Linked DNA regions of Homo sapiens: region 2 is linked to region 1. A link is a loop called in an ENCODE intact Hi-C map of the cell type or tissue named here. Cell type or tissue: adrenal gland. All regions are shown on one strand. Each heading gives the region's core, and the rest is flanking DNA. Links, peaks and the distances in the headings are about the cores only. Region 1 overlaps RGS7BP (regulator of G protein signaling 7 binding protein). Region 2 overlaps RNF180 (ring finger protein 180).

The links. Peaks named below come from ENCODE experiments on the same cell type or tissue, not always from the same donor. Only the 100,000 strongest peaks of a DNase experiment are listed, where the experiment ranks them.
Region 2: it touches region 1 in a loop (7-fold over the local background); 13 of 110 quality-filtered maps call a loop at or near these places.

The regions. Positions count from the first base shown.
Region 1 is chr5:64,605,329-64,620,876 of GRCh38, forward strand. It overlaps RGS7BP (regulator of G protein signaling 7 binding protein), which reads left to right. Exons shown (of 6, transcript NM_001029875.3): 6 at 3,833-6,991. The coding sequence ends at 3,924. Among named protein-coding and RNA genes, the nearest start is that of SHISAL2B, 77 kb to the right of the region's middle. In adrenal gland, for the core only: a CTCF peak has its summit at 7,232 (motif pointing left); no DNase peak of the experiment used is centred there.
Region 2 is chr5:64,339,786-64,355,333 of GRCh38, forward strand. All of the region lies in intron 7 of RNF180 (ring finger protein 180), which reads left to right. Among named protein-coding and RNA genes, the nearest start is that of RGS7BP, 160 kb to the right of the region's middle. In adrenal gland, for the core only: a CTCF peak has its summit at 7,721 (motif pointing right); no DNase peak of the experiment used is centred there; H3K27ac peaks cover 806 bases.

The DNA of each region.
Region 1 (15,548 bases), core at 2,541-10,540:
TGGGGAAACATTCCCTTTTGCTTACATTCTTGCAGTCCTTCTGTTTATTCAGTGGTTCTCATAGGGTGGTTTTAGGACTAGCAGCAATGTCTGGGAACTTGTAAGAAATGCTGATGCTCTGGCCCCACCCCAGAGCTGCTGAGATAGGCTTTCAGAGACAGGATTTCAATCAATGTGGAGAGACACATTTCCTTGGAGCTGAATTCACTTCAAACCATCCCAGGAATACTTACTGCTTGGTAAATTTCAGCATTTACTGCAGGTGTCAGCTCCCTATGGTGTAGAAAGCTGCTCTGAATTTCTGCCAATAATTTTTTAGCTTTTCTATTACCTCAGCCTTAGGTGATAGTCAGACAAGCTCTAAGCAAGGCAAAGGTCTCACAAATGTGCAGCAAAGATGCCCCAAACCAGCAGTTGTCCTTAATAGGCAGCCTGACCTTTCTTCATGTCTGAGCACTTTCTCATCAATCCTAACAATTTATTCACTTGTGAGAGAGATATATAGTACACATAAATATATGTGTATATGTGGGTATGTATGTGTACATAATGTGTATATATATGCTATATATATGTATATCTGGATACATATATATATGCTATATATATGTATATCTGGATACATATATATATGCTATATATATGTATATCTGGATACATATATATATGCTATATATATGTATATCTGGATACATATATATATATATATATAGAGAGAGAGAGAGAGAGAGAAGGCTGAGCGAGAAGAATTTCAATAGCTCAAAAGGCTGTGCTATTGAAAGGTTTTTAGGTTTTTTTTAATCCACTGTAGTGAGTGCATCACAGATATAAGGGTGAACCTTGAAACAAATTTCATAATATCTGTGTATAATACCTACTTGCTTTTAATATATACAAAAACAAGACAGTGGAACTAAATATATGACCACAACATACACGTACACATTTTCCTTTGTAAATACAACATTGTGGTAGGTATTTCCTCATGTAAGAGGAGCAAACACATCAGAGTTGCATTCTATAATGTATAAAGACCACTTCAGTCTCTCCCCAAATTAGATGTCTTTGGGGAAAGGGAAGGAGATACCAGAATTTAGAAAATAGATCTTCCAAGTCTTAAATAAAGAACACTATGAAGATCTTTCTTTCCCATAAATATCTTCATAGTTTTGGTGACTCTGTTTTAGGGAAGCATTGAATTCCAGGTGAATTTGAGTTTCAGAAAGTGTATTCAGAGTCCAAAGAGACACTGAAAGGTAAAATTCTTTACCCCTCAGAATTTGCTATATCTTTGCCATATCCAACTAGGTTAAGTACATTGATCAATTCATGGTTAAAGAAGTAAGAGTCCTAAAAATGATGAGAAAATTAGTTATTTCTTTCTGCTCCAAATATTTCATGGTTTATCTCTGAGATGTTCTCCTGAAAACTGAGGCTAATGTTTAGTATCTAACACTGTTTTCAGTTTCTTAACTATTGGGAGCAAGTTAACTTTAAAAGAAAGATATCCTCTTTTTAACTCTCATAATGTTGACATCCAGATTATAGTAAATTATTTTTCACTATGGAAAGGACAATTATAGCCCTGTTTTTCTCCATGTTAACAGAATATGAGCTTTAAGAAAGGATTTTAATCTCTGGAGACTGGGAGGGTGGACTGTGTTTGATTCATTTGATATGCCCAGCGGAGGCACCTGTTTTCTTCTCTGGCTTGGACTTGCTACTCTAGCTCTATCTAAATATATAACATAGTGCAACATTCCAAGGAACACTGTCAACCTTGGTGGGTGATACTAATTTACAAATAAGTATGACACATTAGAGCCTTTGGGAAGGGGAGGAGAAGCCCAGGCACTTAGATGACACTTTATGTAAGAGGACTGGAAAGCCAGAATCTATTTTTGCTCTCAACAGTTTCCTGAGCATTGTAAACCAAAAAGTATCTGAGACACATCTCAGTCAATGTAGAAATTTATTTTGCCAAGATTAAGTACATGCCCATGACACAGCCTCAGGAGGTCCTGAGAACATGTGCCCAAGGTGGTCAGGCTACAACTTGGTTTTATACGTGTAGGAAGACATAAGACATTAATCGATACACATAAGATGTATATCGGTTTGGTCTGGAAAAGCGGGACAACTGGAAGCGGGGCTTCTAAGTCATAGGCAGATTCAAAGATTTTCTGATTGGCAGTTGCTTGAGTTATTATCTAAAGACCGGGAAGCAACAGAAAGAAATGTCTGGGTTATTATGATAGGGGGTTATGGAGACCAAGGTTTTATCATGTAGATGAAGCCTCCAGGTAGCAGACTTCAGCAAAAATAGATTATAAATGCTTCTTATCGGACGGAAGGAGTCTGTTTTATCAGTCTTAAGGTCTCTGTGTTGATGTTAACTCCAGTCAGCTTTGTCTAAATTCCAAAAGGGAGGAGGATATAATGAAGAATGTTCAACTGCCTCTTCCCAACATGGCCTGAACTAGCTTTTCAAGTTAACTTTGGAATGCAGTTGGCTGAGAGGAGGGGGCCATTCAGGTGGTTGGGGGGTTTACAATTTTATTTTTGGTTTACAGCATCTAGGCTCAGTAATCAGGAAAAACAAGCCCTCTTCTACGAATCAGTTCGATTGAGGTGGGGCACATTCTTCACTTTAGCTATCTCTTCATCTAACTTCTGCTTCTGTGCCCTTTGCCAAGCTTCCATCCCCTTTAAGGTTAGGACAGGGAAAGGAGGGAACTCCTTAGCCCCACTCTGGAAGGAAAGTGCAACTAGTCTTGGCGGAGCTTAGGTACGTAACAGTCACCAATGCCAACCATCTTGTTGCCCTTAGCTCCAGTCTGACCATGTCATAACACTGCCCCAGTTGGAAAATTCTAGATTATCCCCTCATAGTCCTTTGCCTCTGGGACCCACATTGACAAGTTCTGCTTCAACAGGATATTTCTACCCACCTTCTCTTTTGCTTTGCACTTTTTTAAATAACCCAACTCTTTAAACCAGATTAGATTTACTGGTTTATTTCTACCTCTACCTGTCATCATCCTAAAAATTTCAAACCAAAACTTATTAATTCAACAGCTGGCAGTCTTCTATGAATGCCCTTGTGTACAGAAATCTATAGAAAGTGCTGGGGAAAGACTCAATAGGAAATAGTTGAAACATGAAGAGACATGAAGTCAATGAATGAAGGTGTGATAATGATCCAATGTAAAGGAAAATAGTTAATAATAGCTATTTTAACTAAACGCTTCCTCTATGCTAGACAGTAAGCTACTCACCATAGCTAAATGTTTTTCATAGATTATTTCATGTAATCCTCACCTGGGCTAAGTTTTATTAAACTCTATTTTACAGACAGCTTAGCAAGCTTCAGTTACATGTTCAAAGTCACAGAACTGGCAAATAGCAGAGGCAGGTTTAGAAAAGAAGCCAACCTTACTCATAAGCATGGGTTCTTTCAAATAAGGTATATACGTTTCCCAACTGAAAGATTGCCTCTAAGCAGTTTCAATTCAATTTTAAGCAGTGGTTCTCAGCCTTGAACTCTTTTGCCTCCCACCCCAGGGAACATTTGGTCATAGCTGGGGATATACTTGGTTGCCACAAATTGTCATACAGTGCTACTGGCATCTGATGAATTGAGGGATGCTACTAAACATTCCACAGTGCTCAGGACAGTACCCCACAACCAAGAATCATCTGGTCCAAAATGCCAACAGTGCTGAGGTTGAGAAATCCTGATTAGGAGGATGGTGGATTTTTAAAGCCACTTCCTAAAAAGCAGGTTGTTGTGTCTATACCTCACTTATGTGCACATTATGTCCCATCACAGATGACAGCAGCCTTCTGAATCTAACTCCCTACCCCCTGGTGAGAAGACGGAAGAGAAGGTTCTTTGGGCTGTGTTGTCTCATCTCAAGCTAGGTGGCTCCTCCTGGAAACCCACTGAGAACATCTGAAAAAAAATCACAAAACCCGAGGACCTCCAGACAGCTGAACCACACAGTTATTGGTTTTTGACTATGTTTTCTATGCTTCCTTATTACTTTTATCTGCCTCCCCCTGCCCTTTTAAATGATTTTACACTTGAAAGCAGCTGCCGTCAAGAAAAAAAAGAACAGATTCAAAAACCAGGCTGTTTTTAAAAGGGAATTTTAAAGCTGACATTGTGCATGTCTGCTCCAAACCACGCCATGACAGATGCAAGAATTATGATTTTTAAATTATTTAAAGGTTTTTTAAATGTATTATACAGAGGAAAAATATTTCACATATAATAGTATATCTATAGCTCTTGCTGATCTCATGTTAAAATTTATCGTATATGAAAGAAGTCTTTAAACATAGAAATCTATTTAAAACTGAAAAACTGTGTTCAAAAATCCAATCTATCAATATCATTAGAAATAATATTATAAGCAAACATATACCACCTCACCTATTGCTTTCTCTGCACTCATTTACATTTAGTCTTCCATTCTGTCAGAATCTAAGAGCTTCAACATAAAAGTATCTTAATTTATAAAGCAACAAAAACCACATATGAAAAGTACTAAAATTTTGTAAATACACAATAATCCTAATACCTTCGTACAAATGCATATGGGCAACTAATTTCTTTTTGATCCAATGATGTCTTTTTCAGCTTCTTGGAGAATGAAGTAATCCAGTTAGGAAATGGTGTAGTAACATATACAATTGCCCTCAAATGTAAAATCAAATATTATTACATTTTGTTCTAATTGAAATCTGAAGCATGGTGTCTGCACATCAGCATAGTGTTAAATCTTATAGGGCATGCTGGAATTAGCTCAGATTATAAAAATATTTAACATTTTACATTGTTAATAAAGTTTTTTAGTTAAGCTAAGCTTGTCTCATTTTAGATGACTATGCAGATAAGATTTTTCCAACGTGTACTTGGTGTCTTGTCTTATGCTTAGACTCTTGAAAGCAGGACACATTAAGCAATACTATATTTTAGAAAGGAGGAAGCCACATGCTTTGTTTTTCTGCTCACAGCTTTGTTGTGATCTTCCTTCACTAAACTTGTAACATGGTACAAATTTTGTTATACCGTCTCCTGTTCTTCCTTTGGCCCATTTCCCAGACAGAATTTCCCATGGGTTGAGAGATCAAGTCTTTGCACTTTTTTTCTTGTTTTCCATAGTCTGAAAAACCTTCAAGTCAGACAGGAGGCACCAGTGTCCAGTACAATAGAAGGATGAGCTAGATGCCGATAAGTGGTTTATCCAAGACACATCTTTAGTCCCAACCCTGTTCTTTACCAATACTTATGTGCACAGGCATTTATATGTATACCAATATTTTTACCTAAAAACTAAATATATTAAGGCCTTTTGCTTTAGTGAAGATGAACTACTGTAATAATTATTGTATTAGGTTGAATTATATGAAATTTCCTATATGTGACTGTTTTGACCTACAAAATGGCAATTTCTTATAGTTCACCCTAATATCCAATGTGGAAATTATACTTGGAATTGTCTTCTAGCTCTTTTGATTGAAAGTGAAAGAATTAAAGGGTTGGAAGAGAACGTTATACAGGTCTCTATTTAGATCATACCAGCTGGTTTTTGGCCTTATTCTTTGAATCTAGAGTTGTGTTCCAAGGAACCAGTAATTAATGCATGGTTATAGGTATACCTGGCTTCAAAAAAAAGAAGTAGCCGTGGAAAGCTATATGAGAAAATCACAATTTTCTGAATCAAATATTTGTAAAACAATTTGGCTATTTAAAGACTCTTAGGGTAAATACTCCCTGGAAAAGCAAGCAATCCAGACTTATCTGGTCTGCAAACCTTGATTTCAGCTTAATATCCTTTCCTGAATCTAATTCATTTTCACCCACTAAGGTCATTTCATTTAAGATCCATTGTTTTTGAAATTTTGAAGTAGCCCAGTTTGGCAGCTCTCAGCACCTGCCTCTGCCCTCTCCTATACTTCAACTATATTGAACTCTAGCTTCAATCTAGTTCCTACTAATCCATGCAAAAGTTATTAACTGATAAGCCCAATCTTGTTCAGCACGTTCTTCTAAATGCCTGACCTAAATAACTTCTGCTTGGTTAACTTGTGTTCATTCTCACCTTAGCCTCAGTGTGAAAGTAACACTTACCTTCTGTGCAATTGTCCTTTGTACAACTGAAGACTGTTAATAAATTCAGGTCTCACCTCCATGTCTGAAAAGGCTATAGTAGCTATTCATGGAGATGGGAATTTGTCTAATTACCTAGCCAGAGTTTGCATATTTAAGGTAATATATTCAGCTACCGTATCTTTTATTCATAGTGCCTGTTTTCCAGCCTTTGATCAGTTTTGTAGTTCCCGTGGATAAACTCCAAGATCTAAAGATCCTCTTTCAGTAGCATATACTAAAATTAAGTTTAGTGCTCAAAACCCTGGTAACCTACACTGGCCCAAGGTTACAGTAGGTAATTCACCGTCTCACATTAGACAGGCCAATGCATCCCTTAGGAGCTGCCCCACTCTCCTCTCACCTACCAAAGGATTTTCTCAGGTGTGGTTCCAAGCGATAAAGTTCTACTGTCTCGGCTTCCTGCTGGTAATTCGCTTTCAGATTAGCAATAACACTGAGCTGATCTCTAGGGTTAAGAAGAGAACATTGAACTCATTTTGTCGCATGTACCCACAGGCTTGAAACAGAAAATGATGTAAACTTTTGTGGCATACATTCACCCATTTTCCCACCATATCTTTACTATCCTGTGTTGATTTTTTTTTCAAATTACAAAGACAATACATGTTCTTTGTGGGAAATCTGAAAAATACTACCAAATAGAAAATAAAAATCACCTGAATTCCACCACGACCACATTGTTTAAAACCACATTTCTGGGTTTTAAATCAGTCAGTGGCTGGGCCCAAAGGCACTTTTGGGTAAGATAAGTGAAGAAATGCCCACAAGGCCAAGGTGTCACTTAAAAAAACAAACAAAAAAAACAAGCCAGAAAAAAAAAATTCTGTCCGCTAATGTTTTGCACGCATCTAGGAGCAGACTCACTGCAAACCTCTGGTTATGCCATTATTCAGGGGTATAAAGAAAGCTTTAGAAGTAGCATAGTCCTGATGCCTCCTCTAATGAGTTAAAGCTCTTGGGGGAAATTCTAAAATTGCCAGACCATTTTGTTTCTCTGTGCTCCTACGAAACCAGTCGGGATACTGAGTGTTTGGCAATACTGCCACCTACTGAAAGCTGAGCTTCAGAGTGAGGTGAAATAAAGACAGAATGTAAAAGCATCTACTTTGTTTTAAACAGCAAACAAATGGACCAGATTAACAATGATCCCATCTGGAATTTAAAACTCTGAAAGTGTCAACATTGAAAGGATTAAGCATATCATCCGGTCAAACTTCCCACCCTACCCACATACCCAGGCAACGTCTATCATTTCTTTGTCTTAGGAATGTCACCAAATACAAAATGCTCAACTTTCAGGTAACCATAGGTAGGATGAGAAAAAGCTGTGATACTATTGGCCTCAGGATAAATTATTAGAATTAAATATATAGACCATAATAGACCTAAGAATATAAAAGAATTGGGTATATTATAAAAATGACATTTCAGATCTATCAGAAAAGTTTGGATTATTAATTTATATTGGGATAGCTGGTTAGCTATTTCTTGAGAGAAATATTAGACCTATACCTCATAATTTTTATCAGAATAAATTCCAGATGAAATAAAGATTTACATATTCAAGCACATAAATAAACATACAACAAGACTAGCAGGCAATGTGAATGGATATTTATATAATTTTAGTGTGAAAGAAGCCTTTCTTTGAGTGACACCAAAGGAAAAAAACAGAAAGAAAGGATGGATGGAATTTGACTGATTAAAAATGCTAAACTCCTATATAGTAAAAAATAACAAACCAAATTGAGAAAACAATATATGCTACAAAAAGTATAGATCTCAAATACATATTAAGAGCTTAAACATCACTACTTTTGGGACATTTCCATGATCTACAATCCCCTTCTCAACCAAGTGTTTCCATTTCATTCTTTCCTTATTGAACGTTTTCATTATTGCTTGTTTAATTGCCTGTTTATCCCTATTAAATTGGAAGTATAAGAAGGCAGCAACCATGTCTATTTTGCTTATTGTTGTATCCATAACACCTAACACAGTGCTACACAAAGCAAATGCTGAAAACATACTTATTGAATGAGTGAATAATGAATGAATAAATGACATTTTATAATTCAAGGAGAATCAAACTTTCCAACAGAAAATTGGACCAAGAACACAAACTGGCAATGCACAATAAACTAAAATAACCTACTAATAATAAATATGAAAAAGTGTTTTAATATACTAGTAATAAAAAATGCAAGTTAATATGATATATTCCTTTTTATATGTCAGAAAGGCAAACGGTATAAAGAATTAAAATTCCCAGGGACAAAAAGGAAGTACAGAAATAAACCTCTTACAGAGTCAACAGGAATGTAAATTGATTCCACCTTTCTGAAAAAATATTTTGGTAATATAGTTTTCCTGCATGCCTAGTAATTCCACTTTAGGGAAATTCTCCTTTAAATGGGTCAGAAAATAAAATGAGCTAAGATGTATTTATTCATTATTCAAAAAGTATATGCAAGAAAGGATGTTTATAGCAGCATTATTTGGATAAGCAGAAAAATGTAAATAAGCCTACTTTATAGGGTTGGTTAAATATGGTACATCCTTTCAATGGAATACTGTGTACCAGTTAAGAATAAGCACCATATGTGTATTTATTGAAATGTACAAGCTATATTGTTAGATGAAAAAGGAAGTTATAGAGGAATATTTATAGTACGATCCCTTTTTAAAAATATATGTATGCATGTGTGCATTAAAGAGTCTGAAAGGATACTTGCCAAAGTGTAAAAGCATTTATCTCTGGGAGGTGAGATTTGGAGCAATTATATTTTCTTTTTGCATATCTGTAACTTCTAATTTTCCACAATGAGCATGTAGTGTCTGTAAAATTTTTCAGGGAATAAACAATGATGTTCACAATATATATTAAATGAAAAACACATGTTATAAAACAGTATGTATAGTATGACACAATATTTGTAAAAAAGAAAATTATATATAAATATATCTATGTATGTATATATATGCATAAGAAAGCTAGAAGGACATACACTAAAATGTTAATAGTAGTTATGGGTAGTGGGATTATGGGTGATTATTTTTTCTTTTTGCTTTTCTGTGTTTTCTAATTTTTCTACAATGAACATGTATTACTTGTGTAATAAAAACTAATAATAAAAGTTTTAAAAAATGAATATGTGAGAGGGACATTTTTGACTCACTACTTGTCTTCATCCTCTTCCCCACCCTATTCCCATCCCCTCCTTGGCTTATTCTTTGTCAAAATATGGGCAGTGGGGATATGGAGAGGAAACAACAGGGCGCCAGAGCTTTTGAGAATAGAAGAGACAGAGAGACACAAAGATGGGTGAGAAGGAAAGAGAGAGAAAGGAAGGAAGGGCCTGGAAAAGAAGGTAAGAGAGAAACAAAACCTGGTAAGTGAAGTCACTAGAGGAAGGAGTAAAACAGATTTAGAAACTTTTTCACTAACAAGAGCAATGTCTTTAAATTTAGCTCAGGGTTTCTGATAGCTACAGCAAGAAAAAGAAATACATTAAGTTAAATAATTTTGTTTTCTAATAAAAGGATACACACACACACACACACACACACACGCACACACATACCCCTACATTCCTGGAGAGATATCTAGAAATGAAATTCTGACAGGAATGTATCCCAAGAAGGTTTTCAAGGGGCAAACTGTTGTGGTCCAGCTGGATGCCAAGGGCTGTACAGTACAGCTTGGAGTTCATAGACTTTCATGTGAATCTCAGATGTGCTGCAACCAAGTACATGCCTATGGCTAGCAGTTCCAGTATCCATTCTCTCCTTTTCTTCTTTAGTAATAGAGAACCCAAAGACACCACTAGTCACCTAAAGTAAGACTCCCATTTCCCAGGCTCCTCTGCATGTGAGTGTGGCTGTATAACTGAATTTGGCCAGAAGTGTATGAGTAGAAGTGCACAATTTCCAGGTAACATTCATTAAATAAAGGGCATGCATTTTCGTGATCTTCTTTTCTTCCCTGTGCAATGAGAACACGAGCGTGGGAACTGAAGCAACCATGCTGGATCCAGAAATGGACACCAACTGAAGATGGCAGAGGTTCCCTATGTCAACCTAAAATAATCAAAATCTAACTTAAAGAGAGTTTCTTGAAGCCCAAGTGGGAAGATGTACCACCCAGAAACACCACCTCCAAAGGAATAGAGTCAGTGTTCGAAAGTAAGGAAATTAAGATTTCATTTCTATAGGCAGAGACAGAGGAGATTTTAGCAGAATTACCTTATTCATACAAGGTTGGCACACATAGCAATTTGCTTATAGGCAGTGTTTCTTTCTGGGAAGGGTACACTTGACACACTCTTACAGAGGGTGTAATAACCATGGGTTTTCTGTCATCTGGTCTAGGCAAAGCAGGACAACAAAGGAGAAATTAATCTAAGAGTCATTAATTAAGAAGGCAGGAGGTTTTGTTCCTGATGTTTAATTCTCTCTAGCCATTGAACCGAACGAGAAAAATAAGAAAGCAAGTTAATCTATAAAACAAGAACAGAGATTGTAACCATATTTGACTCAGATCACAGTCATATCTCTCTCAAGGCTTAAAGTATTTGGTGTTTAATTCTCTCCAGCCAATGAACTAAACAAGAAAAATAAGAAAGCGAGTTAATCTATAATCTAAGAGCAGAGATGGTAACAATATTTAACTCAGATCACAGTCATATCTCTCTCAAGGCTGAAAGTGTTTGGGGGATTCCAATAGCTCTTAAATTTTATTTATTTTCATATCTAGCAGCCCTGGGCCACCTACCTCCATCCTAATACCCACAAAAATAAATAAATAAAGTAATGTCTACCTTGTTTAAGGCATTATGAGGTGCATCTTTGTACAGAAGAGCCTGTTCACTAAATTAATTTCCATATGCCTCAGTTTCCTCATAGTAAAATGGGGATAATAACACCAACATCATAAGAGGTTCAACCAAATAACTGTCTAATTACTTGCTTAGAACTAAAGCTCTTTTATGGAGAAAAAATCAAACAAACAAAACATTGCACGATACCGTACTGGAGAACATTGGGGAAAGGAAAATCTTTTAAAAAGTGTTTTAAATCAAACATTAATTGATTTCCATGTGGAAAAAAATGTAAACTTGACTGCTGCCTCATGTCATGCACAAAAATTAATTCCAAATTGATTACTGATATAAAGTTAAAAAGTAAAAAGTACAGAAGATAATATAGGAGAATATCTTCACACCTGTAGAATTGTGAAATAGTTCCTAACAGGACACACACCACTTTGGAAAACTGTTCAACAATATCTGTTATCTAGAACATTTGTGTACCCTCTGATCTAATAATTTCACTCCTAGATAGAAACCCAACAAAAACATATGTGTGTGTATTCAGACAGGTAAAAGAATATTCATAGCTACATTATTTGCAGCAGCCAAAAACAGTAAACAATTCAAAGATCCATCAATAGAAGCATGGAATGAGCAAATTGTGGTATATTCATGCAGTTGAATGCTATAGAGCAGTAAAAACAAATAAATGAACTACATTACAGCTACTTACAACCATATGAAAGAATATAACCATAACAATGATGAGTGGACAAAAGCTAAGTGTGAAAGAATGCATAGTGCTACAGCAGCCAACATTTACAGCAGCTGAGAGACAATATTATGGCCCCGTGACACAAATCTGGGCAGGCACCACAGCATTTATGACAATTCACCCCTTGCATTGCTCAGATCCACTTGCTTCTCACATTAAATTTGCTCCATCCAGATACAGTTTCTTCTGAATTCTGCTGTCACAATTCCTGGAGCCATAAATAAAAAGAGGGATAGTGGGACAAACCACAGCCCCCACTTATGCATTTGGTCCCAAGATTGTATAGCTGATCCTCATCATCTCCCTATTCTACCACCCATTCTAGAACCCTTCATTCTAGGCTGGCCCTTCTGGGTTGCCTGGTAGAATGGCTAGACCCTCACCAAGGAATATGAGGTCCTGAGGGTTACCATGCTCTTATTGGACTGTGTTTGCTGTTCTTTTTGACTTACAGTTAAACCTGGGTATGAGAATACCAAGAGAGGATGCATCAACCTGAGTGCCAAATATTTACCTGCATCATGATTATTTTGCAGTAGCCCTCTCATGCCATGAAGATCAGGGCCAGCTACCCCTGTCTGTATGATAACTCTTTTATTTGCCTACAAGTTAACTGGCATAAGGAATCTAAAGTGACTTGGTAACAGCTGTAGCTTAAAGTTTAGTGGGACTCATTTTCTCCCCTCTAGGACCCAGGATCTCTAGACCTACAGACACTGAAGTTATAGAAATGGGAAGCATACAGTGGATTACTGAGGCCACTCTTACTTTCAGCCTTTGATTTTTGGGCCCATATATTCTATCTATTGGAGACACAACCATATAGCGACCATTGGTTTAAGGAGAATAGTGCATCCTGGAGGATAACACCCAATGTTACAAGGTATCCTCTCCTTTAAGAGCATGTCATCACTCCATCAGGGTGGAGTATGTCATAGGAACAGTGAATCCAGTAGTCATGTTTTCTCTGATAACGTTTCCTATAAAATGGGACCCTTGGTTTGAGGCAGTGGTATGCAGGATCTTATTTCAGTAGATCACACGTCAGTGAGTCCACAGAGAATGGTGCTGGATGAAGCCCTGCAGACAGTAAGGGCAAACCTGCGTTCAGAAAACAGGTTAATCCTAGTCGGGTAGATGCCGTCAACTTACCATCAAGTGGCAGGTAGTTCCTATCGAGAAATGACATTGTATCATGGGCACAGTGTCAATCTCTGTTACCGATAGGTTGGACATTCAGCAGGCCGAATGTCTGCCAGCCTTGGTGAGAAAGGCTTGCATTAGTTTCCTGTTTTTGCTGTAACAAATTACCACATACTTTGTGGCTAAAAACAATATAAATTTATCAACAGACCATTCTGGAGGTCAGAAATCAGTTTCACTGGTCTAAAATCCAGGGACAGCCAACTTGCATTCCTTCCAGAGGCTCTAGAGAAGGATCTATTTCCTTTCCTTTATAGCTTCTAGAGGCCTCCTGCATTTCTTGGTTCATGGCCCCTTTCTCCATCTTTAGGCCAGCAGTGTAGCATCTTCAATTCTCCTCCCTCTCTGTTTATAACCCCTGCTTCCATCATCACTTCTTCCTTGACTTGGACCTTTCTGCCTCCCTTTTGTAAGGGCTCTTGTCATTACATCAGGCTTACCCAGATAATCCAGGATAATTTTCCTGTCTCAAGATCCTTAACATAATCAAATCTACAAAGCTCCTTTTGCCATGTAAAATGACCCACTTACAGGTTCAAGGGATTAGGATGTGAACATCTTTGGAGGAGTCATTATTCTGTCTACCACAAATCAATGCTGTTGGGCCCAATCATAGCCTCATCCCTCCCAGGAGCTGTTTTTTGAATGGTTTAGAATTTTCTGCTGCAGATTGCATGGCCTCGCTTCAAAACCCTAAGGGTCTCTGCTGTGATTCTCTTACAGGAGTTTTCCAGAGTCTCCATTAGCATCCTCAAATACCCAGATACCTCTAGTACCATGGCCTCTGCCAGATATAACCCAAGTGACAGGGCTGCTAATCCTGTACCCTAAACCTGCTGCAGGGCTGCTCCTTGCTCTGGGACCCACTTAAAACTAACATTCTTAACATCATCTGATACACGGGTCAGAACTCCATCCCTAAGGAAGATGATAAGAATCAGCTATATCGTCTTGGGACCAACTGCATCCCAAGTGGAAATAAGCTGCCTCAAACCCTGAAGGGTCTGACCAAGCTTCATAGTTCTTCCTTAATGATAGGAAATTTAAGGCACAATAACTTGTTTTCATTTTGGAGGGGATGTCCCAGCATCCCCAAGACCATGGGACCCCTAAAAACATTACCAATGTAGTAGGTCCCTTAATCTTTGCAAGGGTTATTTCCCATCCCCTGGAGTTCATGTGTTTTACCATGGCATTCACAGTACTTCGTGGTCACCAAGTCCAGTTAACATGATGCCACCAACTTAGTGGATAGAGGCGATGTTCCCTAGAAAGAACCCTCAAATTAATAGGCTCAGACTGTGCTGTCATGAGGCATGGTGAGGTTTTCTACAGAGAGAAAAGCCTGGCTCCAAAAGATCATCTGAGGACACGGAGTTATGCTATGTCTCAGGTACTCAACCGCTCAGTGATTAAAAAGTATATTATGAAAACATAGTGTGCTGTGGACATGTGAGGTCTACTGGAGATGGAGAAGCTGGGTTCCAAAAAGTCATCTGAGGACATGGAGTTTGGCTATACCCCAGGTATACATCTGCTGAGTAATAATATTATACAATGAGAACATAGAGTGCTTTTTTCATTGTTAGATAAAAGCCCATAATGTTGTGGCATAATTTGTAATAGTACACATGTACTTTCCTGTTGATAAAACTTAGCCTGGGCTTTTAAAGGTTTCCTCCCCATCTCTTCCCCGAAAACCTCTGCTAGTGACACGTAAAGATAGTTGATTTGTTTCTGGGAAGATAAAATTAGCAATTCTTACTGGGAACCTGTAATATCTCTAGAATCCTGATCCTCTTAAAACTTCTTGCATCTTTTTCTGTAATAATTTTTATTATAATTACAATTAGTAGAGATCTTTGGAATTGTCTTAAACTCTCATAACACACATACCTGTGGCTGTATTAATCAGTTACAGTAAAGGTACCACATTCAGCAAAGCAGCTACTATTGGAGCTTCTTGGGTAAGCTTGTGGCAGTCAGCTCACTGCATCTGCCATGGTTTGTGCAGTTTGTGAAGAACCCAAACTGGTGAATTAAATAGGGATATGATAAGAATCAACATCCATGAATTTCTTCCATTATCCTTGATATGTAATGTTTTTGATTAACTATCTTGATGAGGCTGGAAGGTTTGAGAAACTACCACTAGGCCTTTTCTACTACAATAGCTCTTCCTCTATAGGTCAACAAATCAATGTGATAGTACTGCCAATTGCTAAGTATATCCATTTCAGTTATATATTTCATAGCAGAAGAAATAATTACTAGGTGGGTCCATGGATGCCACTGACACACTGTGAGGCCAATCTTGGTCAGGACTCCACTTGTTCTTCCTCTAACAGATGTTGGGCCCCTGAATATTAGTGTCGGCTTAGAACCTTTATCCAAAGCACTTGAAAGAGTAGAGTATCCCCCTTTTCCCATCATTTGGTGTCCTGAATAAATGGCCATAGGGCCATTTGGGGAAGGACTAGGGGAATCATTACTGCACAAACTTTGCAAGAGGAAAGTTTGCAGAGACCATCTTAATGGACATGTATCCCCCCAGTCAGTAGATGAGGAGAGAAAACCG
Region 2 (15,548 bases), core at 4,322-12,321, 260 kb before region 1:
TAAAACTAGCTAATACTTGTCCTTTTCACCCTATGAAGTGTCTTACATAATCAATAAGTAAGCAGACGTTTTAAATTTTTTTCTTCTTACAAATACATATTTCATGTATTAACACATAAAATGGGTAATAAGAAAAGGAATGGAAATAATCTAGATAAATGTGAGCTATCACTCTTTAATCTCTTATCAGATACTAGTTGCATGGATGACTCTGTCAATTGTAATTCCTTTCCCTGAAATACCTACCATTTTCAGGCATTTAATCCTCAGTTTATTTGAACAGTATCCAACTGATATGGTTTCCATCTATGCTATGTTAATTTATTCCCTGAAAAACCATTCATATATATAATTACATGCATATGTATACACACATACACACACAAAGCAATGTAGCAAAGAGGTTTCACTAAAACATTTTTGCAAAAAGTTCTACATTGTTGAATTTCTTTTCTAAACATACTCAAGTCAAAGGAATTTTTAACAAGAATTAAAAATTCCATGTTTTAATTTTACTCACTGTAACAAAAACATGCAGCTGAAATGTAGGTGTCTGATATATATTTATGACAATCCATCCATTTTTCATGAAAGCCTGGAGAATTATTTTATTTGGTCATTAGTTTGCCTGAAGGTGTTAGATTGGTGCTGCAAGTTTAAACATGCTCAGTATAAATCAAAGAACTCCACATGGAAAAGAATGATTATCTCTAATAGAAAACAAAACAGTACATGCTCACACAGCATGAGTGTGAATATAACGCAGAAATCCACCTTCTCAGAAAGTTGGAGGTAAGTCAGAGAAAATTTAAAATATGCTGTAGACATGGGACTGCCTTGGAGCTGAAAGGTACATTAACCCTTACATTTCCTCTGAAACTGGAACAATTTTGTTCACAAGATAATTTTTTGAAAAGGCCTGCAAATTCTGAACTTGTTCTTTTTAGCAGAATCAGGTTCTATTTTTGTTACACAGTTTACTTATGAGTTTAGAATTTCAGAAGCCTTTTGCTTCTATATTAAGTTCATGACCCAAATGACTTATAATGCAAATTGTACATTTTGTTCAACTATCACCACTTCATAACTTATTTTAAAAATTATGAGCAGTGTTTCATTCTCTCCTTTCCTCCCTCCCTCTTCCTTTACCTCCTTCCCTCTCCCTTTACCTACTCTTTCCCTCTGACTCTTCCTTTTGCACACACACTCACAATTTTTAGTCTTTTCATTATTTCACATATATAGAACTTGCTTGTTAATTCCATATGAAATTGGATGTTGGTGGGATATGATGCCTTCATTTTAAAACACTTGCATTTATAAAAGTGCACATGTATGCTTGTGCATTAAAAATTCAACCAGTAACCACAAGACTTCTGAAATTAGCTCAAGAAATAAATTCTCCTGGTGTGAAAGCGTGGTGGCCACATAGTCCTGACCTTGGCCCAGAGCTCACAATTTTAATAATGTGTCCCAAAATAATGCTTTACCTAACTACCCTAAGGAATAAATGACACCAAGTAAAAGTGTTCAAAGATATAATAAGATGACTGATACTGGATTTTTTTATCCTTTGAGAAGAAAGGGCAGAAAGGAAGTGAAGGAGCTCAGCATAGCTCTTAACTCAAACTGGACTGTTGATATCAATAAATGGTGTCATTTAATTAAAAGAAAAGATTTCAGAAATGTTCAAGTGTTCTAAAGTTTGATCACTGTGTGACTACCTTGTTGGGGCCATGGGCAATGTATGTACTCATTGTGAATCATTCTGGGAAACTGTGGTCAGTCTGGTATAGAATATGAAGATTGAGTATGTAGGCCTTAAGTGAGATGATGGAAAACCTACTCCATTTCTGCGAGACCTCATGGTAGGTTTAGATTTATCCTATTCTACAATCATGAAGAGTAGAGTACTCTTGGGGGTGATGGTGGATACTCACTCCTGGGACACAGAGGTGAGCAAGGAGTACAAAGGTATCCTGAGGATGAATCCATGTCAGTGCAATGGCTGCAGGTTATTCTTGATGTTGTGTCATACCTTTTATACCAAATGATCAAAAATGTTATGAAAAGTTATAGCAGATCTGATCTATACAACATTTGAGACACAGTAGCAAAAGGTAGCTCAGGGCTGTCCTCTTCTGCTTCAACACTAGAAGAGTAGAAATCTCATTTGATCAGCAGCAGCAAAGATGGAAATGGCAGATCAGGAGGCCAGATTAGAGGGATGAATGTGACCTGATTCTGAGTACAACGAGAAAACAACCACAGAACCCTGAGAAAGAGCAGGGACAGATATAAGTCAAGTATATTACTTCTGGCAACAACAGGAGTGGGAATTTCTGCTTCTGAGTAGGATATAGTAAGTGGTGGCAAGCGATCACTCTCAGTGGCAATAACTGGGGGGAAATTATAAGTTACAAAAATCACATTTACAAACAAATTTGAGATATATGGAATTGAAGACTAGGTGAATTAAAACTCCAGTATGATCAGAGCCCCCTAAGAAAGCTAATATTGCCAGCTCTTTGCTTTACTGGAAGTATTTTCTGAGTCTGAGGATTAGTCTAGCCATGGGCAGAGGACTCTATGAAGGGGAATAGAAATCAGCAGAAGTTTTGATAACCATAGAGACTGACATGTCGGATTGGAAGAGGAGTCCAAACATATAGCCGATTTTCTACATGAGACATTTGCTGAGAGCTTTGGGAGTAAAAAAGGCTTAAAAAGTTGGCTAAAAAAGACAGAATGAAATCTCTTGTAGTCTCAGAGTTTAGGAATCAAGTTATCCTACAGGGAGGGACCTATAACAGATACATAATAAGAATCCTCCTTAAGATATATCTCATATTTTAAACCTATATAGGATGGATGGCTAAAGAGAAACATCCACAACCTCTGAAAAGCACAGCTTTCAGATTAGAAGAGCTAGGGACCTTATAAACTGTTAAGCAAAAAATGCAGAGAACCATGCTGTAGTAGGGAGTCCAGACCTGAAAAACAACACACTAAACACTAAAAATTTTCTGCAGTCCCATTGTGAACTCCGTAGTGCTTTGGAGATAAAGTCCCATTAAAGAAATGAGGCAGCAATAAACACAGCGTAGGTCATGTGTCCTTAAGACGTTTGAAATTAGATTGAGTATAATGAAAGTACAACCTAACTTCAAACCCAACCCTGCTTATTAATTGTTAGATTGAGGGGATGAGTCTCTCACTCTGTCTGCCTGACAAAAGAAAGGTCCAGTCCTCTCTGGAGGGAAATATCAACTTCAGTCTCCATGGATCTTTCATACAATAAAAAATTATGATATATGCAAAAGGTTAGGAAAATGTGACCACTCATCAAAAAAGAAAGTACAAAATAGAAACACATCTCCTCTTTGATCTAGATGTTGGGGTTAGCAGACTTTAAAATATCCATTAGGAAAAAAGTGTTAATGAAAATAGAGAAAAAGAATAGATAAAAAGGTAAAAAACTGCCAATAGAAAATAGAAGCTATAAAAAAAGAATAAAACAGTCTGGGACTACAAAGTGCAATAGCTGAATTAAGAACATATGATATGGCTTTAACAGCAGACTATGTGGGATATAATCTGTTGAATATGTGTAATTGGAGACCCTGAAGGAACAAGAAGGGAATAGAAAAATATAGCTGAAGAGCTAATTGTCAAGAATTTTCCAAAACTGAAGACAGACATCAGTACCTATTGATAAATCTCAGCATAGCCTAATTAGGATAAATAGAAAGAAAACCATATCTAGAGACATCATCTAGAGCAGCCAAACTGCTGAAACCCAAATATAAAGAAAAAAATCTTAAAAACATCTAGAAAAAAAAGTTACCTTCCAAGAAGCAAGGATGACTGACTTGAACAGGAACACCACAGGACCAAATGGTGGAATAACATCTTTAATGTGCTCATGGAACATTAAACATGCTGTTTAATGGCTTACTGCTAACCAAGAATTCTTTATCCAGCAAAAATATCCTTAAAAAATGAAGGTGAAATAAAGACATTTCAGGTATCCAGTAGACCTACACTACAAGAAAAACTAAAGGTAGCTCTTTAGGGCAAAAGGATCCTAGCTGGAAGCACAGAACTTTAGCAAGGAAGGTCTACTGGATACCTGAAATGTCTTTATTTCACCTTCATTTTTTAAGGATATTTTCCAAAACTGAAGACAGACATCAGTACCTATTGATAAATCTCAGCATAGCCTAATTAGGATAAATAGAAAGAAAACCATATCTAGAGACATCATCTAGAGCAGCCAAACTGCTGAAACCCAAATATAAAGAAAAAAATCTTAAAAACATCTAGAAAATAAAAAATGTAAACATTAAAAATTCATACTAAAATAGATTGGCAGATGGGTTAAGAAAAACAAGAACCAATTATATGTTGTTTATAAGAGATGGCATTTAAATATAAAGGCACAGAAAGGTTGGAAGTATAGAAAATTATATATATGTAAACAGTAATCAAAAGAAAGCAGCTGTGGCTATGTTAATGTAAAAAATTAGACTTTAAGTGAACAGGAATTATTGGAGAAAAAAGGAACATTTCATGGCAATAAAAGAGGCAATTCCATAGGAAAACATAAAACCATAAATTTGTATGCAACTTAAAGTTTCAAAATATATGAAACAAAGGTTGATAGAATTAAAACAAGAAATAGAAATAAATCTACTATCACACTTGGAGATTTCAACACATCTATCTCAGGAACTGCTAGAAAAAAAAACACACACAATGATGGTGTACAGGATCCTTCACCTGTGAAAAATAGTGGCTAATCTGAAAGTTTGGGGCTTGTGTTATTAGCAGCGGTCTCTGTGTTCAAAGTCAGTGCTTTGGAGTGGAATTGCCTATTCTTTTCCCCTTCACTTCTACTTCCTGTACTGTAGCACAGTGGTTGCCTTTCACTTTCTGAACCCAGGAAAGGCCTCTTTTAGCCAATTCACTGTTCTCATTCTCTTCTGCTTGTTACAGGTTAAATAATAGTAACCTGTCATACATTTCTGAATTCTGCTTCATCTGTGCAGCTGAGTTGATTGAATAAATGGACTGAGACTTCCAGTCTGTAGGCTTAGTTCTGTGTCTTTATTTATATGGATCCCAAGATGAAGAGTAGAGAAGGGAACAAGAAGCCCCTCCTTCTTCAAGCCAGTTTACCCGTAAGCCTTGTGTTTGGGGGATTACTAGTGATTGCCTATATTAATAAAATCAGTGTTTTGTTTCTCATTTGGCTAGTGATCCATTCATCAGAATCTAAATAATGCAATTTGCAAGGTATAACTTAAAAATGTATAGCCCCTAAAGGGCTTCTAGCCCACCTCATCATAGAGAATTATCCACCTGAGTTTATGCACCTCCAACACTCTTCTAATTTAGGAAAGCAAGGAGAGCTTTGAAATCGGGGATCCCATACTGCCCAACTCCAGGAAGCACCTTTGGCTTACTTATATATGAAGGGTGCCCTCTGGAGCTCCGCAGTGCACAGCAGAAGTGTCCGTATATGGCACTCTATGTCTTATCCTCTTTCCTAATAAATGGTTTCTACTTAGTTTTGGCTTCTTGATCCTGAGGAATGCCTCTCCACTGGGAAAGATAACTATCCATAGGGGTATTTCTTGGTCTCTGGCATAACTTTATCAGGAAATACCATAATAACCCCAACACTGATATAAGAGAAAAATAATGGAGAGATACCCAGTAAATAAAATATGTTTAAAATGTATTAATTAAAGATGGATTGAAGAGATGCAGTCTATAGTCTAAGCAATTTCTTAGTGAAATTTTCCACAATGTTCAGATCTAAATGATTTGAAAGCTAGGATTTATCTTTAAAGGCTGGGCCACTTCCAATCAACCACACTCACAGCACCTGTCATGACAGATGTAAAAAGGAACACATTATAAACAATTTGCTGTTCTTCATGTAAGTTAAGGATTGGATAATTATCTAATATAACTCACATTACTGACCAAAACCTACTATTATGTCTGAGCCATTATTCTGAATACATGTAAATCTTACAAATTTATTTTAGATCCAAAAAAATCCTTAAATTTGGAAGGAATTTTTGTTCTGATTTTTTATGTGTGTGAAGTACAATTATATTGGCAGTTAAAATATTTTTCAAAATGACATAAAATAACCAGCTTCTAGGAAATTACAGTTTGCAATCATTGATTTTTTTTTAGGGAAAGTAAAATTTGAATTTCTCAGATTAATTTCAAATCAATCAAATGAGCATTTAGTTTGATGATACTAATAAAGAGGTAAAGAACTCCAGGAGAGATAACCATCAGCATTCATAATCTTAATCTAAAATTTCAGGAATTGGGCTTCCCAAAATAGAGCAACTACAAAATAAGACCATTATTATGAAACAGAACTTTTCATCTTATCTTGGAAAATTCCAAGGTCCTCAACTCACATTGGCAGATGGAAAAAAAATATTCATGACATGAGGGAAGATAAGAGCTAAGGTTTGGTTTGTTTTTTTTTGAAACAAAAACAATTCCGGCTACTAGTTTCTATTCTTCTTTTTTTCTTTTCTTCTTTTTTTTTTTTTTTTTTTTTTTTTTTCTGAGAGAGTTTTGCTCTTGTCACCCAGGCTGTAGTGCAGTAGCACAATCTCGGCTCACTGCAACCTCCACCTCCCAGGTTCAAGTAATTCTCCTGCCTCAGGCTCCCAAGTAGCTGGGATTACAGGTGCCTGCCACCATGCCCAGCTAATCTTTGTATTTCTAGTAGAGACGGGGTTTCATCATGTTGGCCAGGCTGGTCTCAACGTCCTGACCTCAAGTGATCCACCCGCCTCGGCCTCCCAAAGTGCTGGGATTACAAGCATGAGCCACTGTCCCTGGCCTAGTTTCTGTTCTTTCATATTTACGACCTTGACTAAGTCCCAATGCCCAGGCCATATCCCAGACCAATTAATTCAGTATCTCTGGAGATGGGTCTCAAACATCAGTATTATTTAAAGCTCCCCAGATGATAACTATGTGCATCCAAAAAGTCAAGTTTATGATTACACTGCTCTAAAAGATGATAGGACTTGGGAACGTAAGAATAGAATTGTGGACTCAGAATGGAAAGGTACCTTGAAAGATTATTTTGTTTATTCTCTGACTTGTTTATTTTCTGCATATCTGAACTATGATGAAGAATGAATTAATCAGAAGAAATGCAATGTTATAAATAAAAGAGACGAACAGTGTTTGCCTTATACCGAAATAAAGTTAACTCTGGCATATAATGATACTTTAATAGTGCATGGCTATTGTCCATTTGTTTTGTATAGCATATGCAAGTTTGGTTGGAAACTACAGTGCAAATTTAAGAAATCTAAGTAATTGTACAAACTGGAGTTTAGCCAATATGCTGAGAACAACAGCACCCTGGGGAAATCACCATGGGATTTGTGAGACCACAAAATGTTTATAGTACTTCAATACTGTATTCAAGGCATTAAATTTATTTGCCTTTTTTCCAGTCTATAAAAAATTACATTCAAAAAAATCTGTAAAACAAGAGGAGTGGTTTAAAATGGATATCAAGGTAGTCCCAGAAGAAGAAAAGAAATTCCAAAAAGTAAGGTTACAACTATCTGGAGAAGAGGGAAGGGGCAGTTCCAACTTCTTTCTTTTAGGGACTTGAGGAGTATGTTAATGATCAGAAGACAAGCTTAAAAGTGTCAGACCTTTTTTGCCAGCTGGTGGAGCTACTACCATGATTTACCATCCCATAACTGTAGCTGCATTTTTCATTGTTGCAGTGCACATGAAGTAGGACATATTTATTATGACTTAAAACAGATTAATATTAAATGAGATATATACTCATAAATTTCAGCAGCTATTAGAGCATTCATTAAAATAGGATAATATGAAATGTTTTAATATTTACAGATTTATAATTTGCAGTTAAAACCTTGCAAACAACTGAGCAGTTTAGAAGTTGAAATCTTTGCCTTTACGAGTGTCAGGACTGTGTTATTAACAAAAGCAGCTTCAAATGTTATTCACTCAAAAATAAAGTGTTGCAGAAAAACTTCATAACTATGCTGGCAATGAAGTGGTTTTTGTTGGCAAAATCTTACTCTACATAAATGTTTTAGCTTTGCTAAGATTACATTGTAATAATTCAAGATTTTGTTGAGAAATAATAGATACCACTATTTTGTGAACAAGATCATTATTTTGTTAATAATAAAGGTGCTACTCCATTATAGTATCACTTAAAATATGTATCTTATGCATTTCTGGTGCACTGAAATATTGTATAGGTAGCTGGATATAATGCAAGGTTATATATAAATAATAGATTTTATAACATAAATCTAAAAATATTTCATTTTGTTCTATTAGGTTTTTCTTCAATACTACATATAAATATCCTTTTTTTCTAATAGCAAAGAGAGAAAACAATAATACATGCCACAGGTACTGTGTGTTCTTTCGTTACTTTTTTCTGGCCTGAGAAAATGAAAAGCTATAGGATAATTTCTAAAAACATTTCAAAGAGAACTTAGAATTTCAATGACTTGAAAAAGCCTTGAGTTCACTGTGAAACTTATTCTTTCAAGTTATTTTATTCTGCATTCCTTAGAGTCCTAAGAATTCACACATAAAGGATAGGTTAATATTCACTTTTAAAAGAGATTATACAAACAACTGGTGGCCATATAGGAGATTTTTCAAGCTGAATCTGATAATACAACTTCCTTTCAAATGAGCACTGATTTTGTTGGAAACACAAGCAGCAGAGCTTTGAAAAGATAAGACATAGTTGAAGCAATAGCGATTTTTTTTAATCCTCAAGAGAAAATCTCTCAACCTGATAAAATTTTTTTCTAAATTGAATTGTCATTAAATTAATGGAGTCTGATGTTTCTGAACAATATTTCCTGTTGGGATGATATTTAAAATATTAAGTACTAGTAACAAAATCTATATGTAAGTCTAAAATTATAAAACAGATTTTTTAGTTCTCTAAATGACTATTTATAAAACTGATTACCAAATGATATAACTTATTATTCAGCATGTCAAGGAATTTTTACTTGTAGATTTAGAAAGTATAGCATTATTTTGATATTAATATTGCTACTTAAATGATACCTTGTCTGAGACATGATCTAACAAGCGAGGTTCATCCAATAAGCTTAAGATTTTAACTACCTGTGAGTCATTTTCTCCTTAATTCCTTGTTTTGTTTAAAAAAGATTGCTAAATAAGTAACCTCTAAAGTGTTTCCTAAAAGGACACCTGTTGGTCAATTCTAACCCAACACTGCTTGCTATAAAACCAAATCAACACTGCTGAACATTTAGCATACATAACCAGAAGTAAATCCTCCCATTTCTTACATCAAAAAAGTCCCCTTATATTTCCAAATGTCTGTCACCACCATTCCTTGAGAAAAACTGAGGTTACAAATAGACATAAACATTAATGAGGGTTGCTTATTCTTTTAATGCCAAAGAAAGGATTTTGTTGTTGTTGTTGTTAACTTCATTTTTTTTGTATTTTATTGATACTTTTGTTTTAATAAAGTTTTTAATTGCCATTGTAATAATAATAAGTTATGACAGGCTAGTCTTCTTTCTTTTTTTTTTTTGAGTTTCTATTACTTTTTTTTATTATACTTTAAGTTCTAGGGTACATGTGCACAACGTGCAGGTTTGTTACATATGTATACATGTGCCATGTTGGTGTGCTGCACCCATTAACTCATCATTTACATTAGGTATATCTCCTAATATGCTATCTCTCCCCCCTTGCCCCCCACCACACCATGACAGGCCCCAGTGTGTGATGTTCCCCTTCCTGTGTCCAAGTGTTCTCATTGTTCAGTTGCCACCTATGAGTGAGAACATGCGGTGTTTGGTTTTTTGTCCTTGTGATAGTTTGCTGGGAATGATGGTTTCCAGCTTCATCCATGTCCCTACAAAGGACGTGAACTCATCCTTTTTTATGGCTGCATAGTATTCCATGGTGTATATGTGCCACATTTTCTTAATCCAGTCTATCATTGCTAGACATTAGGGTTGGTTCCAAGTCTTTGCTATTGTGAATAGTGTTGCAATAAACATATGTGTGTATGTGTCTTTATAGCAGCATGATTTATAATCCTTTGGGTATATACCCAGTGTATTTCTAATTCTAGATCCTTGAGGAATCACCACATTGTCTTCCACAATGGTTGAACTAGTTTACAGTCCCACCAACAGTGTAAAAGTGTTCCTATTTCTCCACATCCTCCCCAGAACCTGTTGTTTCCTGACTTTTTAATGATCACCATTCTAACAGGTGTGAGATGGTATCTCACTGTGGTTTTGATTTGCATTTCTCTGATGGCCAGTGATGATGAGCATTTTTTCATGTGTCTTTTGGGTGCATAAATGTCTTCTTTTGAGAAGTGTCTGTTCACATCCTTTGCCCACTTTGTGATGGGGTTGTTTTTTTTCTTGTAAATTTGTTTGAGTTCTTTGTAGATTCTGGATATTAGCCCTTTGTCAGATGAGTAGATTGCAAAAATTTTCTCCCGTTCTGTAGGTTGCCTGTTCACTCTGATGGTAGTTTCCTTTGCAGAAGCTCTTTAGTTTAATTAGATCCCATTTGTCAATTTTCGCTTTTGTTGCCATTGCTTTTGGTGTTTTAGACATGAAGTCCTCGCCCATGCCTATGTCCTGAATTGTATTGCCTAGATTTTCTTCTAGGGTTTTTATGGCTTTAGGTCTAACATTTAACTCTTTAATCCATTTTGAATGAATTTTTGTATAAGGTATAAGGAAGGGATCCAGTTTCAGCTTTCTACATATGGCTAGCCAGTTTTCCCAGCACCATTTATTAAATAGGGAATCCTTTCCCCATGTCTTGTTTTTGTCAGGTTTGTCAAAGATCAGATGGTTGTAGATGTGTGGTATTATTTCTGAGGGCTCTGTTCTGTTCCATTGGTCTATATCTCTGTTTTGGTACCAGTACCATGCGGTTTTGATTACTGTAGCCTTGTAGTATAGTTTGAAGTCAGGTAGCATGATGCCTCCAGCTTTGTTCTTTTGGCTTAGGATTGACTTGGCAATGCGGGCTCTTTTTTGGTTCTATATGAACTTTAAAGTAGTTTTTTCCAATTCTGTGAAGAAAGTCATTGGTAGCTTGATGGGGATGGCATTGAATCTATAAATTACCTTGGGCAGTATGGCCATTTTCACGATATTGATTCTTCCTATCCATGAGCATGGAATGTTCTTCCATTTGTTTGTGTCCTCTTTTATTTCATTGAGCAGTGGTTTGTAGTTCTCCTTGAAGAGGTCCTTCACATCCCTTGTAAGTTGGATTCCTAGGTATTTTATTCTCTTTGAAGCAATTGTGAATGGGAGTTCACTCATGATTTGGCTGTTTGTCTGTTATTGGTGTATAAGAATCCTTGTGATTTTTGTACGTTGATTATGTATCCTGAGACTGCTGAAGTTGCTTATCAGCTTAAGGAGATTTTGGGCTGAGATGATGGGGTTTTCTAAATATACAATCATGTCATCTGCAAACAGGGACAATTTGACTTCCTCTTTTCCTAATTGAATACCCTTTATTTATTTCTCCTGCCTGATTGCCCTGGCCAGAACTTCCAACCCTATGTTGAATAGGAGTGGTGAGAGAGGGCATCCCTGTCTTGTGCCAGTTTTCAAAGGGAATGCTTCCAGTTTTTGCCCATTCAGTATGATATTGGCTGTGGGTTTGTCATAAATAGCTCTTATTATTTTGAGATACATCCCATCAATACCTAATTTATTGAGAGTTTTTAGCATGAATGGTTGTTGAATTTTGTCAAAGGCCTTTTCTGCATCTATTGAGATTATCATATGGTTTTTGTCTTTGGTTCTGTTTATATGCTGGATTACATTTATTGATTTTCGTATGTTGAACCAGCCTTGCATCCCAGGGATGAAGCCCACTTGATCATGGTGGATAAGCTTTTTGATGTGCTGCTGGATTCAGTTTGCCAGTATTTTATTGAGGATTTTTGCATCAATGTTCATCAGGGATATTGGTCTAAAATTCTCTTTTTTGTGTGTCTCTGTCAGGCTTTGGTATCAGGATGATTCTGGCCTCATAAAATGAGTTAGGAGGATTCCCTCTTTTTCTATTGATTGGAATAGTTTCAGAAGGAATGGTACCAGCTCCTCCTTGTACCTCTGGTAGAATTCGGCTGTGAATCCATCTCATCCTGGACTTTTTTTTTGTTGGTAGGCTATTAATTATTGCCTCAATTTCAGAGCCTGTTATTGGTCTATTCAGGGATTCAAGTTCTTCCTGGTTTAGTCTTTGGAGGGTGTATGTGTTGAGGAATTTACCCATTTCTTCTAGATTTTCTAGTTTATTTGCATAGAGGTGTTTATAGTATTCTCTGATGGTAGTTTGTATTTCTGTGGGATCAGTGGTGATATCCCCTTTATCATTTTTTATTGCATCTATTTGATTCTTCTCTCTTTTCTTCTTTATTAGTCTTGCTAGCAGTCTATCAATTTTGTTGATCTTTTCAAAAAACCAGCTCCTGGATTCATTGATTTTTTGAAGGGTTTTTTCTGTCTCTATCTCCTTCAATTCTGCTCTCATCTTAGTTATTTCTTGCTTTCTGCTAGCTTTTGATATGTTTGCCCTTGCTTCTCTATTTCTTTTAATTGTGATGTTAGGGTGTCAATTTTAGATCTTTCCTGCTTTCTCTTGTGGGCATTTAGTGCTATAAATTTCCCTCTACACACTGCTTTAAATGTGTCCCAGAGATTCTGGTATGTTGTGTCTTTGTTCTTATTGGTTTCAAAGAACATCTTTATTTCTGCCTTCAAAGAAAGGATTTTAAAGTAAGATATATTTGTGTATTTAGAAAGAATAGATAAAATGATTTTTTAAAATAGCTGTCTTCTCAAAAAACAATTTGTTTGGAATTTTTTGATATAAAATATCAGGCTACTGAAGGAAGATTTTTGAATTTTCTTAAAGTTTGAAATACCTGAAATTCACAGTACTGTCATAGATACATAAACAGAAACTGGCTGAAGACTCAGCTCCATCACATATGTAACCCATGGCAAATGAATTAAACTCAAAGCTACGGCCTTCTTTTTTTATTTTTAATCTGTAAAATGGGGGAACATATCTATCCTAAATGACTGTTAGTTATGATCTAATATAGTCTGTTCCACAACCTAAATAAGACTCTTTGATGTATTTCCTGACAAAATATAAATTTGTAATATATTACACATTAGGTTAAATTTAAAAGTTAAAATCTCTAGGCTATATTTGCTGTTAAAACTTTACCAATGAATTTAAGTTTTTAATACATAGATACATAATTATAAATAGACTAATTGGTAATATCTAGTTTATTCTGTATTCCATATTAACAGAAGAAAAAACCTTTTCTGTTTATTACAGAAAAACTAAGTTTTGCTTCATTCATGTGGAAAAAATCCTCAATTTTGAATATAAAATGACTATTAGAAAATGTAATAGAACATAAACTGAATGCTATTAAAGTAAAACAAATAAACAAAAATTAGAGATTGTATTTACCTCAATCTTGGAAGGCAACCGTTCAATCAAAACTAATATCACTAATTGATTGCATAAGTGCTGTTTGCTTATCTTTTTAATAGAAAAATTGCCTTCTGGTATTTATTATGTTAATATATGTATTCTGGAAACAAAATAAGAAATAAGTCGTATTTAGCCTAATTGTGTCCAATTTGAAATAGTATAACATAAACCCAGAATTCATGAGTATAAATATAAATGTATGTTATATAACCTAATGTCAAGTATTATAGCCCTATTAACTAAGGAAAAAATTGAAATATGTAAATCTGTGTTTACTTTTGATATTTAAAGTCATGCAAGTTAAAAAGACATCGTAGTACCACAAAGTAAGTCTTGATACATTTTAAAAGATTGAAGCAATACAAAGTATCTTCGCTGACCGCATAGAATGAAGCTAGAAATCCATATAGAAAGAAAACTGAAAAATTCACTAATACGTGGAAATTAAAAAACACACTCAAACAACCAGTTGGGTCAAAGAAGAAAGCAAAGCACGAGGGAAATTAGAAAATACACTGATATGAATGAAAACAAAAATATGGCATACCGAAAATTTACAGGATCCAGCAACAGTAGTGCTAAAAGGGAATTTTATAGCAGTAAATGCCTCCATTAAAAAAAGAAGAAAGCTCTCAAGTCAACATAATTTTATACTTTGAACTAGAAGAATCAGCACTCTAAACCCCAAGCTAGCAGAAGGAAGGAAATAATACATGATTAGAATAGGGATTAATGAAATACAGAATAGAAAAATAGAATCAACAAAACCAAAATTTGGTCAGGAAAATATCAAAGAACTGGGCAAGCTTTTACCTACACTGACAAAGATAAAAGAGAGAGGATGCTTAATAAATAAAAAACAGTGGAGACATTACTACCACTTTTACAGAAATAAGGATTATAAGAGAATACTATAAGCAATTATATACCAAAACTTAGAGGACTTAAGTAAATGCACAAATTTATAAAAACATACAAATTATCTGAACTGAATCTAGAAGAAATAGAAAATCTCAACAGAACTATAACAAGTAAAAAGATTGAATCAGTAATCACAAACTTCCCAAGAAAGAAAAGTCCAGGACCAAATAGCTTCACTGATGAATTCTGCCAAGTATTTAAAGAAGCAACACCAATCCTTCTCAAACTGTTCAAAAAAAAAATTGAAGAAGAAATACTTCATGATTCATTCTATGAGGACAACACTACCTCAGTATGAAAGCCAAAGTTATCACAAGAAAAGAATTATAGACCACTATCCCTTTGGAATATAAATGCAAAAATTCTCTGCAAAATACTAACAGATTCTAATAGCATATTAAAAGGATTTTACATTATTACCAAATGGGATTTATCTAGGAATGCAGGAATAGTTCAACATAAAAAAAATCTATGTAATTTACCACATTAATAAAGGGGGGAAGGGATTGTTTTACTTGATACAGAAAAGCATTCGACAAAATCTAGCACCCTGTCATGATAAACACACTCAGAAGACTAGGAGTAGAAGAAGACTGCTTCAACATGACACTGGGCACTTATGAAAACCTCCTAGCTAACACCACACATTTGTGAAAAACTGAAAGCTTTCCCCCTAAAATTAGGAACAAAATGAGGATGTCCACTTTAACCACTGCTATTCAACATTGTGCTGGAAACTCTAGCTGGAACAATTTGATTTAAAAATAAATAAATAAATAAAAGGCATCCAAATTGGAAAAGAAGTAGTAAAACTATCTGTATTCTGATGTCCTAATCCTGTATACAGAAAATCCCAAAGAATTCAGAAGAAAGCTACTAGAGCTAATTAATTTAGCAACATGGCAGGTTATACGATCAGCACATAAAAATCAGTTGTTTCTGTACACTAGGAATGAACAATCCAGAAAGGACACTAAAAGCAATTCGATTTACAATAGCATCTAAAAGAA